Regions from separate parts of the Mus musculus genome. Here region 1 is linked to region 2. The links are chromatin contacts, found by Hi-C in ENCODE. All regions are on one chromosome and are shown on one strand. The core of a region is the stretch at or near the end of the contact, and the rest is flanking DNA. Distances in the headings are between cores, read along the strand shown. Region 1 holds the start of Ndufb4c (NADH:ubiquinone oxidoreductase subunit B4C). Region 2 has its middle 12 kb from the start of Gm2824.

The links. A loop is a pair of places that touch in the nucleus more often than their neighbours do.
Region 1: a loop to region 2 is called in a map of T-helper 17 cell, with 108 times the contacts of the local background. The contact joins the promoter of Ndufb4c here to the enhancer-like site in region 2. A Hi-C loop is called at or near these places in 4 of 37 maps with a recorded cell type or tissue (T-helper 1 cell, T-helper 17 cell and regulatory T cell).

Annotation. Positions count from the first base shown.
Region 1 is chr15:73,806,457-73,812,739 of GRCm38, reverse strand. It overlaps Ndufb4c (NADH:ubiquinone oxidoreductase subunit B4C), which reads left to right and starts at 2,807. Exons shown (of 1, transcript NM_001362047.1): 1 at 2,807-3,291. The coding sequence starts at 2,844. The coding sequence ends at 3,233. All of the region lies in intron 2 of Mroh5 (maestro heat-like repeat family member 5), which reads left to right.
Region 2 is chr15:25,032,296-25,037,795 of GRCm38, reverse strand. No RefSeq gene overlaps it. Among named protein-coding and RNA genes, the nearest start is that of Gm2824, 12 kb to the right of the region's middle. Within about 2 kb of position 2,368, at least 1 of the 3 ENCODE cell types and tissues checked has a DNase peak (open chromatin) inside an H3K27ac peak, as active enhancers do.

The sequences.
Region 1 (6,283 bases), core at 1,558-4,057, about 49 Mb before region 2:
AAAAGTCATTCATATTTTAATTTTAGAAGAAATCCCAAGAGTAGAATTATGAGTATGACAGGAGCTCTCCCTCCAGAAGGCGTTCACATTGAGAAGCTGAGAGGCTAGGGCATCTGTTGAGCTGTTGGAGTGGAAGTGGAGTAGCTTATGTAGTTGGCCTCTGTGGGCAGGCTGCTGTCACAGCACTGCTTCCTCTTTTTTCTTAAGACTTCCATTCTGTGCACGTAGGTACATGGACACCAGTGCAGGAGCCCCCAGGGGTCCAGGTTAATTGAGACTGCTGGTCCTCCTCCAGGATCACCCTTCTCCTCATCTTCTTTCAGCCTTTTCCTAGTTCAATCACAGGGGTCAGCTGCTTCTGTCCATTGGTTGGGTGCAAGTATCTGTATCTGACTCTTTCAGCTGCTTGTTAGGTCCCTTTTTGTGATCCCTTCACAGCCTCAGTAATAGTGTCAGGCCTTGGGACCTCCCCTTGAGTTGGATCCCAATTTGGTCCTGTTGCTGGACCTTCTTTTCCTCAGGCTCCTCTCCATTTCCATCCCTGTAATTCAACAGGTCCAGGAGAGAGGTCCCTGTCCCGCTGGGGTCTCTCTGGAGCTGAGTGGGATGGCGAGTATCAACGGCTCAAAAGAAGCACACCAAGCTGGGAGTATTGTTGAAGCAGGAACTCCCAAAGGCACACTTCTAATCCTTCCCAACTGTCTTAGTCAGGGTTTCTATTCCTGCACAAACATAGAAACAAGCTGGGGAGGAAAGAATTTATTCAGCTTATATTTCCACATTGCTGTTCAACACCAAAGGAAGTCAGGACTGGAACTCAAGCAGGTCAGGAAGCAGGAGCTGATGCAGAGGCCATGGAAGGATGTTACTTACTGGCTTGCTTCCCCTGGCTTGCTCAGCTTGCTTTCTTATAGAACCCAAGACTGCCAGTCTAGGGATAGCATCACCCACAATGGGCCCTTCACCCTTGATCACTAATTGAGAAAATGTCTTACAGCTGGATCTCTTGGAGGCATTTCCTCAAGGGAGGCTTTGCCTGGGATAACTCCTTGTAACAAGTTGACACACAAAACCAGCCAGTACACCAACAGTCCACTAACTGGGAACCAAGCATTCAAATATATAAAAATATGAAGGCCATTCTCATTCAAACCACCACAATGATATTAATGTGTTCTTGAATTTGGTCTGATAGTATTTTTTTCTTTTTTTATTAAACTAATAAAATTGATTTTAAATATAGAACTCAGTATTGACATTTTTAAGTCATCAAAATAATTTATAATAGTTAAATGCCTCTTAAATATACATGATATCTTCTGAAGCTAAAAATAATATGCACTCAAGCAGTTTTTAAAATCTATATGGAACAGTAAACATGATAGAAGTAGAAAAAAATCTCTTCTGAAGTCCTCTATGAGAGGAAATTGTGACAAGTTACTGATTAGACATAAACCGTTCCATCTCCAAGGGAGAATTCTCAGTGTAACTGTGGCTTCATAGAATGAATTGGGTAGTGTTCCTCTGTTTCTAGTTTGTGGAATCATTTGAAGAGTATTGGTATTAGGTCTTCTTTGAAGGTCTGATAGAATTCTGCACTAAACATATCTGGTCCTGGACTTTTTTTGGTTGGGAGACTTTTAATGACTGCTCCTATTTCTTTAGGGATTATGGGACTGTTTAGATGGTTTATCTGATCCTGATTTAACTTTGGTATTTGCTATCTGTCTAGAAAATTGTCCATTTCATCCAGATTTTCAAGTTGTATTGAGTATAGGCTTTTGTAGTAGGATCTGATGACTTTTTGAATTTCCTCAGTTTCTGTTGTTATCTATTTTTTCATTTTTGATTTTGTTAATTTGGATACTGTCCCTGTACCCTCTGGTTAGTCTGGCTAAGGGTTCATCTATGTTGTTGATTTTCTCAAAGAACCAGATCCTGGTATGGTTGATTCTTTGTATAGTTCTTTTTGTTTCTACTTGGTTGATTTCAGCCCTGAGTTTGATTATTTCCTGCCGTCTATTCCTCTTGGGTGTATTTGGTTCTTTTTGTTCTAGAGCTTTCAGGTGTGCTGTCAAGATGCTAGTGTATGCTCTCTCTGGTTTCTTTGTGGAGGCACACAGAGCTGAGTTTTCCTCTTAGCACTGCTTTCATTGTGTCCCATAAGTTTGGGTATGTTGTGCCTTTGTTTTCGTTAAATTCTAAAAAGTCTTTAATTTCTTTATTTCTTCCTTGACCAAGTTATCATTAAGTAGAGCGTTGTTCAGCTTCCATGTGTATGTGGGCTTTCTGTTGTTTTTGTTACTGTTGAAGACCAGCCTTAGTCTCTGGTGATCTGATAGGATGAATGGGATTATTTCAATCTTCTTGTATCTGTTGAGGCCTGTTTTGTGACCAAATATATGGTCAGTTTTGGAGTAATTACCATGAGGTGCTGAGAAGAAAGTATATTCTTTTGTTTTAAAATGAAATCTTCTATAGATATCTGTTAAATCCATTTGATCCATAACTTCTGTTAGTTTCAATGTGTCTCTGTTCAGTTTGTGTTACCATGATCTGTCCATTGCTGAGAGTGGGGTGTTGAAGTCTCCCACTATTGTTGTGTGAGGTGCAATGTGTGCTTTGAGCTTTAGTAAAGTTTCTTTTATGAATGTGGGTGCCCTTGCATTTGGAACATAGATGTTCAGAATTGAGAGTTCTTCTTGGTAGATTTTTTCCTTTGATGAGTATGAAGTGTCCTTCCTTAACCTTTTTGACAACTTTTGATTGAAAGTTGATTTTATTCATATTAGAATGGCTACTTCAGATATCCGCGCAGGCGCAGATGTGCGCCGGGAGTCAAGATGTCGGGTTCCAAGTATAAGCCTGCGCCCCTGGCCACTCTCCCCAGTACCCTCGACCCTGCCGAGTATGACGTGTCTCCGGAGACCAGAAGGGCGCAGGTCGAGCGCTTGAGCATAAGGGCCCGGCTTAAACGGGAGTATCTGCTTCAGTACAACGACCCCAAACGCGTGTCGCACATCGAGGATCCTGCCTTGATTCGCTGGACCTATGCAAGATCAGCAAATATTTATCCTAATTTCAGGCCCACTCCCAAGAACTCACTTTTAGGAGCTGTGGCAGGGTTTGGGCCCCTCATCTTCTGGTATTATGTTTTCAAAACAGACAGGGACAGAAAGGAAAGACTTATCCAGGAAGGAAAACTGGACAGAAAATTTAACATCTCCTACTAAGTTTGGCAAGAATGACTATTCTTGCATAAATAAATCTCCTATTAATTAAAAAAAAAAAAAAAGAATGGCTACTTCAGCTTGTTTCTTGGGACTATTTGCTTGGAAAATTGTTTCTAGCCCTTTACTCTGAGGTAGTGTCTGTCTTTAACACTGAGGTACATTTCCTGTATGCAGCAAAATGCTGGTTCCTTTTTATGTATCCAGTCTGTTATTGTATGTCTTTTTATTGGGGAATTAAATCCATTGATGTTAAGAGGTATTGAGGAATAGGGATTGTTGCTTCGTGTTATTTTTGATGTTATTTTTACGTTTGTGTAGCTATCTTCTTTTGAATTTGTTGGAAAAAGATTACTTTCTTGCTTTTTGAAGGGTATAGTTTCCCTCCTTGTGTTGGAGTTTTCCATCTATTATCCTTTGTAGGGCAGGATTTGTGGACAGATATTGTGTGAATTTGTTTTTGTCATAGAATATCTTGGTTTCCCCATCTATGGTAATTGAGAGTTTTGCTGGGTATAGTAGTCTGGGTTGGCATTTTGTTCTCTTAGGGTCTGTATAACATTTGCTCAGGATCTTCTGACTTTCATAGTCTCTGGTGAGAAGTCTGGTATAATTCTGATAGGTCTGCCCTTATATGTTACTTGACCTTTTTCCCTTACTGCTTTTAATATTCTTTCTTTGTTTTGTGTATTTGATGTTTTGACTATTATGTGACAGTAGGAATTTCTTTTTTGGTTCAATCTATTTGGAGTTCTGTAGGCCTCTTGTATGCTCATGGGCATCCCTTTTTTAGGTTAGGGAAGTTTTCTCCTATAATTTTGTTGAAGATATTTACTGGCCCTTTAAGTTGGGACTCTTCATTCTCTTCTAAATCTATTGTCCTTAGGTTTGATCTTCTCATTGTGTCATGGATTTCCTGGGTGTTTTGTGTTAGGAGCTTTTTGCATTTTGCATTTTCTTTGACTGTTGTATCAATGTTTTCTATGGTATCTTCTGCCCCTGAGATTCTCTCTTCTATCTCTTGTATTCTGTTTATGATGCTTGCATCTATGACTCCTGATCTCTTTCCTAGGTTTTCTATCTCCATGGTTGTCTCCCTATGTGATTTCTTTATTGTTTCTATTTCCATTTTTAGATCCTGAAAAGTTTTGTTCAATTCCTTCACCTGCTTTGTTGTGTTTTCCTGTAATTGTTTAAAGGGATTTTTGTGTTTTCTCTTTAAGGGCTTTGAGCTGTTTACCTGTGTTCTCTTGTATTTCTTTAAGGGAGTTATTTATGTCCTTCTTAAAGTCCTCTATCATCATCATGAGATGTGATTTTAAATCAGAGTCTTGCTTTTCTGGTGTGATGTGGTATCCAGGGCTCACTGTGCTGGGGGAACTGGGTTCTGATGATGCCAAGTAGCCTTGGTTTCTGTTGCTTATTTTCTTGCCCTTGCCTCTCGCCATCTGGTTATCTCTGGTGTTAGCTGGTCTTGCTGTCTCTTACTGTGGTTTGTCCCTCCTGCAAGCCTGTGTGTCAGTACTCCTGGGAGACCAGTTCTCTCTGGGAGCAATTTGGGTATGGAGAGCTTCAGCACAGGGCCAGCTCTGAGGAGCAGGTGGAAACAGGACAGATCCTGTCTCCAGCTATTCCTTGGTTCCTGTGTCCCAATGGCTCTGGGCTGGTCCCTCTTGGGCCAGGAATTTGAGCAGAAGTGGTGGTCTTACCTGTGCTCACAGGCTTGTCCACACTCCTGGGAGACCAGTTCTCTTCCAATGGTATTTGGGTATGGAGCACTGTGACACAGACAATCTGATAGTATTTTACTGAAAGTTTTTCTCTCTGCCTCTTGCCTCTCTGTCTCTGTCGCTGTCTCTGTCTCTGTCTCTGTCTCTCTCTCTCTCTCTCTCTGTGTGTGTGTGTGTGTGTGTGTGTGTGTGTGTGTGTGTGTGTGTGTGTGTTCATGCTTTTATATGACATAGGTATTGTTTTAAGTGTCAAGTGCCCCTCACAGGTTCATGTGTTTGAACACTTGTAACCTGGTGGGGCTTTGTTAAAGAAAGGGGGCACTGGAAAGCAGACCTTGAAAATTAGAGACTTGACTTACACTATCTCAAGTTCTCTCTGCTTTCTAACACATCAAGATGTTAAGAATCCACCCACAAGATCTGTCATGAAGACTATCCCCTCTCAAACTGAACCTGAGCTAAGCTTCCACTGAGTTCTCTTTGTCAGATTCTGTGTCACAACAGTGTGAAAGATAACCAACTTGGACATCAGGATAATACTGGCTTTGTAGAATGAGGATAGAATTCTCCCTCTCCATGGAATGGGACAATTTGAGAAGTCCTGGTGTTAATCCTTTAAAGGCCCACTGAGATCTGGGATTCCTTTGTTAGGTTGTCTGTCTGTACTGCTCATTCTACATCTGTCCGAGCTATTTCTGGCCTCTTGATTTAATTTGTTCAGGTCACGTGTTTCTGGGAATTTAGCCATGTCTTCTAAAGTAGTCCCTAATGATCCTCTGAATTTCATTGGTGTTGGTTATAATGTCCCCTGCCCCCACTTCATCTCTAACTCTTAAATTGTTTCTTCTCTCCTTCTTTTGGTTAGTTTTGCTAAGAGTTTCAGGTGTCTCTGCAACCTTCATGGCAGCAGAGTAATAAGCGGTGGGGGCAAGAAGGCAGTTCAGGTCAACAGGACTTAGTATCTGGCGCTCATTCAAAGGTCAGGAGTCTGACCCCCATGTTGTTTATTTTAGCACAGCACAATCTGATTGAAAAGAAAACCGTTTTTGTGTTGATCAACTAAATTCCACGTGAACAACAAAGCTTACCTAAAATCTCTCTGAGGAACAAAGTAAGCTAAATCCAAATCAGATCTGACGACATTGAAACTCTTTTGTTAAAGTACCTGCACATCTTCCTTAAAGATAAGTTCAAGCTGATGATGAGATGGGTCTGGAGGAGGGTCTGGTGACAGAAAGTCTGCTGCCACACAGATTGTGCAAAATGTCACCAGGCTGGAAAGCATATCTTTACATCCAGACTGCTGGGCTGACAACAGTTTTC
Region 2 (5,500 bases), core at 1,119-3,618:
AACAGGAGATTATTTTGATTGGTTTAAGCAAAGTGTAACATCAGAACATGTGCTCACTAGGAGTAGTGCCATTCCTCTGGCTTGGATCCTGGACAGTATAAAACAGAGCACTAAGTAATCACAGCTTCTTGTTTCCTGACTGTGAATGTAATGGGATCACCTCCCTTGAATTCCCTCTGTTGTGTTATTTTCTGTGACCTGTGCACTTGAACTGAGAGCCAAAATAAACCGTTTCTCTCTTCAGTCGCTTTGCCTGTGTGCTTTATGTTAAAAAGAGGAAAAGTAGTTAAGAAAAAACTTAAGCGATCTGAGTCAATATTGGTGAAAACTCAGGATTATATTGTGTTGGTGAGATGGTTACTCTAAGTAGAAACAAAATAGTCTGCACAAGCCTGTAATGGACTTTTAAAGAGAAGTATTTTGGATTCTAGAGCAAGGACATACTTAGCCATTCTCCTGATTTGAGCTTTTTACTTCTGTGTCCTGGTTGTCACACCAACTTTAGAGGGAAATACTTTCTCAGTTATTTATGAAGTCAGGAGGTGATAGTGAAAGACCCACAACATGAGGACTCCCCCACGTTCTGACTCAGGAGAGGTGACCCCCCAAAATCACCCACAAGAAACGGGTCTTGCTGCAAATTGCAAGAGGATTTTTATTCAAGAGCGCTCTCGGGCCCACGGTCATACACCATGCAGGGGTAGAGGACCGTGGCGCCCCGAGTAGCTGAGGGGGTATATAAAGGAAAAAAACACAACTCAAGGAGGTGGGAAGGGCGTTGTTGGAAAATACCAAAAATACCAGTTAAGAGTCACAAGGAAGTACAAAGTCACAGGTGTCACAAGGAATACCTGGTAATTGTTAACTCTCAAGACAGTTTCTAAGAGCCCCTAACAATAGCACATTTGCACTGCAGGTTCTGGTAATGGTCAGGGTGACTTTCTTTGAATTAACACTCTTTGAACACAGGAAGCGGGTAGGTGGAGGAATGTCACTATCTGTTTTATGATTAGCATACCTTGGAGCACTGAGTTTACTATTCTTTCAGTAGCCAAGAGAATTCTTCTATGTAGCAAGGGATGAGACCCAGAAAGCTATTTATACTTGCTTTCTCTGCATACGGTGGTTATAGCAAGGGCAGGACCTTTCCCTTCCCCTTTCTATAGATTGTTGTTTATTACATCAGTAACTGTACACAGAGGTATCATCCTTTAACATGTTCCTAGAAGGAACATCTCAGGAGTCATGCCAATTACACTTTAAACATCTTTCTGCATTAAGGATCAGGATATGAGGCAACTGTTCAGGTCCTTTTCATTTTTCTTTGCTTTGCTAGCTTTGGTGATACGTTCCTACATCCAGAGATGAGTGTGGGTGAAGTGTGAGGAGAGCGGGAGAGCAGCAGAATCACTTAGTCCCAGAAAAAGCATCCGCAGAGTTAAGACAGAGATCTGAAATATATTCATTGAAGTTTATTGCCAATTAAAGGAACTCTGAAGCTTACTTTCAGGGACATTGAAATCTGAATTCATCTAATGATTCCAGAATTGATTTCTCAATCTCAATGAGTGTCTTTATCACTCCATCCTCATCTCTGCTTTGTTTCCAAGGTTCACACTTTGTAGACTGTCCTGTTAGACTTCTCCCCTCTTCCTTCCTTCCTTCCTTCCTTCCTTCCTTCCTTCCTTCCTTCCTTCCTTCCTTCCTTCCTTCCTTCCTTCCTCCCTCCCTCCCTCCCTCCCTCCCTCCCTTCCCTCCCTCCCCCTCTCTTCTTTCTTTCTTTCTTTCTTTCTTTCTTTCTTTCTTTCTTTCTTTCTTTCTTTCTTTTTCTCTCTTTCTCCTTTCTGCTTTTCTCTCTACCTTTCTTTTTGTCTGTCTTTTTCTCCTTTCTTTTTGTGATGTCTAAACACATACACACACACACACATACACACACACACATAGTATGTATGGATATATATGTATATATAATACTATACATCATATTCTTACCCATAGTCAGTTGCTTAAAGAAGACAAACAAAATGACAATACCATATGACATGTAGGCGTGAATATATATACATACATATACATACATATATATTTAGTATACTGCTAAATGAAGGCCATAGGTAATGAATGGCTTCTGAGAGAGGGAGATTCAGCTTTCTTCAGGGACAAGCCCTCCCAATCCTTACAAGTTATTTAATCTCAAGTTGTCAGCCCTAAACAAAAAGACATATGATTCACACTAAGTGGAGTTCACACTAAATGGACTTGGCAGACTGCATTTATGTATAAATGTGTACATGTGTATGTGGACAGCCTTTTTGGGGTGCTGCTTGGCAGGAATCAGACATTGGCCAAGGACAAGGAAATGGACTTCGGGAAGAAATCTGACATTGACCATGACAGGGATGTAAGTTCAGGCAGGAATCTAGCATTAGGGCATGAGAAGGAAGTAAGTTTCGGCAAGAATCTAACTTTAGACTATATAATAGGGAAGTAGGGTGGCAGGAGTTTTAATCTTAGGGTGCAACAAAAGAAGTAGGCTTCAAGCAAGATTTTAGGCTTGGTTTGGGAGGTGGACTTAAGTATTTTGATCATTATGACAAGCCCTTTTTCACAACTGTCATGGCAGTAATCCTGGACTTTTCTCACTGCCTTGTTAGTTCCTTATTGTACTGCTCGCCCTTAGTACTTGCATGTAATTAAAATGGTATAAAAAGCAGATTGGGAAAATTAAATTTGCCTTCAGTCTGAGAATTAACTGGAGTCATGGTACAATGTTGTCTGTCTTTTTTCTTTTAAATCCTCACTCCTGTGCTGAAGAACCTCTTGACTGACTGAGTGGGCTTGGTCATGTGTAATAATAATAATAATAATAATAATAATAATAATAATAATAATAATAATAAAAGAAGAGGCTCTGAATTTGAGAGAGAGAGAGAGTGGGAAGGAACATAGAAGTGTTTGGGGGTGAGAGGGAGGAGTATAAATGATGTACAAAGTTCCAAAACAACTGATTAATAAAATATAAAATGAAATCACTAATATTTTATTTGATTTGTTTTTTCTTGAGAATTTCATACATGAATAGTATGTATTTCGATAAGATCCACCCTCTACTCCCACTTTCCCAACTCCTCCTATAAACTGCACATCACTTTCCCTTAGCTCCCCTAGTGATGATACTAGTGATACTAGTGATACAAGTATGTACATGGGTCTTAGATCACCTATTGGAGCACAGCTATTCTCTCAAGGTTGCAACCCTGGAGAAAACCAACTCTCCCTCTCCAAGCAGCAATAAGTTGAAAATAGATCCCCAGTTAAGGTCTTTTTCTTTTGAGAAAGCATCCTCCCCAGAGAATTATTTATTTTGACTCTGAAATTTAAATACCAAATCATTGAATTAATTCCTTCCTTCCTTATATCTACTTCTTCAAATCCACTATTCATGCCTGCAACTTCACTTTTTTGTCTGCATTCTATTTTCTTACCTTAAATACCTTTCCCTCCATACTCTTCTCTCTCACAGAATCCAGCCTGTGACTTGTTTTCTATAGTAAGCGAGGATGTCATTTTAGGTTTGCTATGCTTTTTCTGAAAATATTTATTTTGAGGTGACAAGAAAAAAATAAAGCAATTCATGGTAACAATAATTGTATAACTCCTGTTCATCATTGATTCAAAAATGATACTACATTAAATAGGCCAACCAAATACTTGTGTTTTTAGGTAGTCATACAACCAACCTGGAAATGTATACCCTCATGGAAGTCTGCCCTTGTATTTGCTTGTATTTGCATTCCTTCTAAATTGGTAAACAATGAAGATTTTCTACAAAAGGTGAGTGAAAAGGAAATTATACAGGCTACACAGCAATGTAAGTCATTTATTGTCAAGACATACAAAAAGAGAGATAAATTTTAAGTGAGTTCCAGTAATTATGAGACATCATCCTTAGATGGGTAGCTACTGTGTGGTTCCATTTATGGAAAATTCTGAAAAAGAAGAAAAAACAAAACCAGTGGAAAGAGAGGGCAGACAATATTTACCAGGATAGAAGTGGTAGCAAGATCAAAAGGAAAAGCACAGATTATTATTTTTCAATATCCTCTTATTGATTATTTGAGAACTTCACACAATGCACACCATTATACTCACTTCCCATTTCTCCTAGGTTCATCCTCCCAGCCTTGTGCCTTCTCCTCCCCTCCAAAATTAAGAAAAAACAAAATACAACCATAATCCGTATTGCTTATATAGTCACTGAACTCCCAGGGGCCAGCCCTTTAAGATAACTGAGTTCTTTTCCATTTCTCTGCCAGAAACCACCAACTGTGAAAGGCATCGTTATCACATTTTTAAAAGGCCTCTCTTCAATGGCTTTCTGTCTAGACCATTTCCTTTGTGGCAGAAGTTTTCAGTGTCTCTCATTTTCAACTATGAGTCTGGAGTCATCAATACCATTGCGACAGAAGCTCCCTTGCTCATAACAGAGAGTGGCAGTATAGATCATGGATCTATTCCACATGGTTTCCTGAGGCTACACAGACCACATAGGTCATTATGGTCTCCGGCTGTACTATGGAAGATGGATATCACCATGGTCCCGAGTGGCAGTATGGACCTCAGCTATCAACAAGGCCCTTGGCCACAGCATGGATCAGAGACATCAACATGGCTTATGGCTGGCAGCAGAGACCACAGACATCTATGTGGTCCCTTGTGACAGCCCTGATCATAGACACCAACATAGTCTCAGGTGGCAACAGGGATTTGTGGGCTTTAACATGGCCCCAGCACAGATTATTTTTAAGACCACACAACTCTTGTGCAGAAAGTAGTCTTGAAGAGTTCATTTCTTTTCGCTGTCAAATCTCAGAGAACTTTACAGTACAAGGAGTTACTGTAGTGAAAAATTGCTTCATCTAAAATCATCTGTCAGAGCTTAACACGAGGATGGGCAGAAGACTGCAAAAGGGTGTAATTCACAGCGAGGAGATGACGTCTCGGAATAGCATTTAGGTATTTCTACTCTTCTAAAGAGGAACAGAATCATTGCTCACAATTTTACTATTAGAACAGGAAGGAGAGAAGTGATTGTTTAAAGAAAGAAGTGCACGATCATGACGTGGAAATAACACTCAGAAGTAGAAATAACACTCATATAGAGTCTAAAGATGCTTGCCTAGAAAGTTCTCTATCAATTCTTTCATATCATGCTCCTTCCACTGGAGTCTCTGCTATACAATATGGCCCATTTGCTGTACAGATATTTTCCTTTTGTTCATTGTGCTAATGTTCTCCATATGCATGATCAAACTTCACACATCCCCACTTATTTTTGCCTCCACTGGCATGATCTCCATTTGCATGCCATATGTAACTATGCTTACATCATGTCTAAGTCCAATTTAAAGCTTGAAATATATCCTTCCCTGCAGTTTGTAATTTTATACCTTTGGAACTTTATAAAAATTTTCTCCATCAAAAGATGACTAATGCCGGG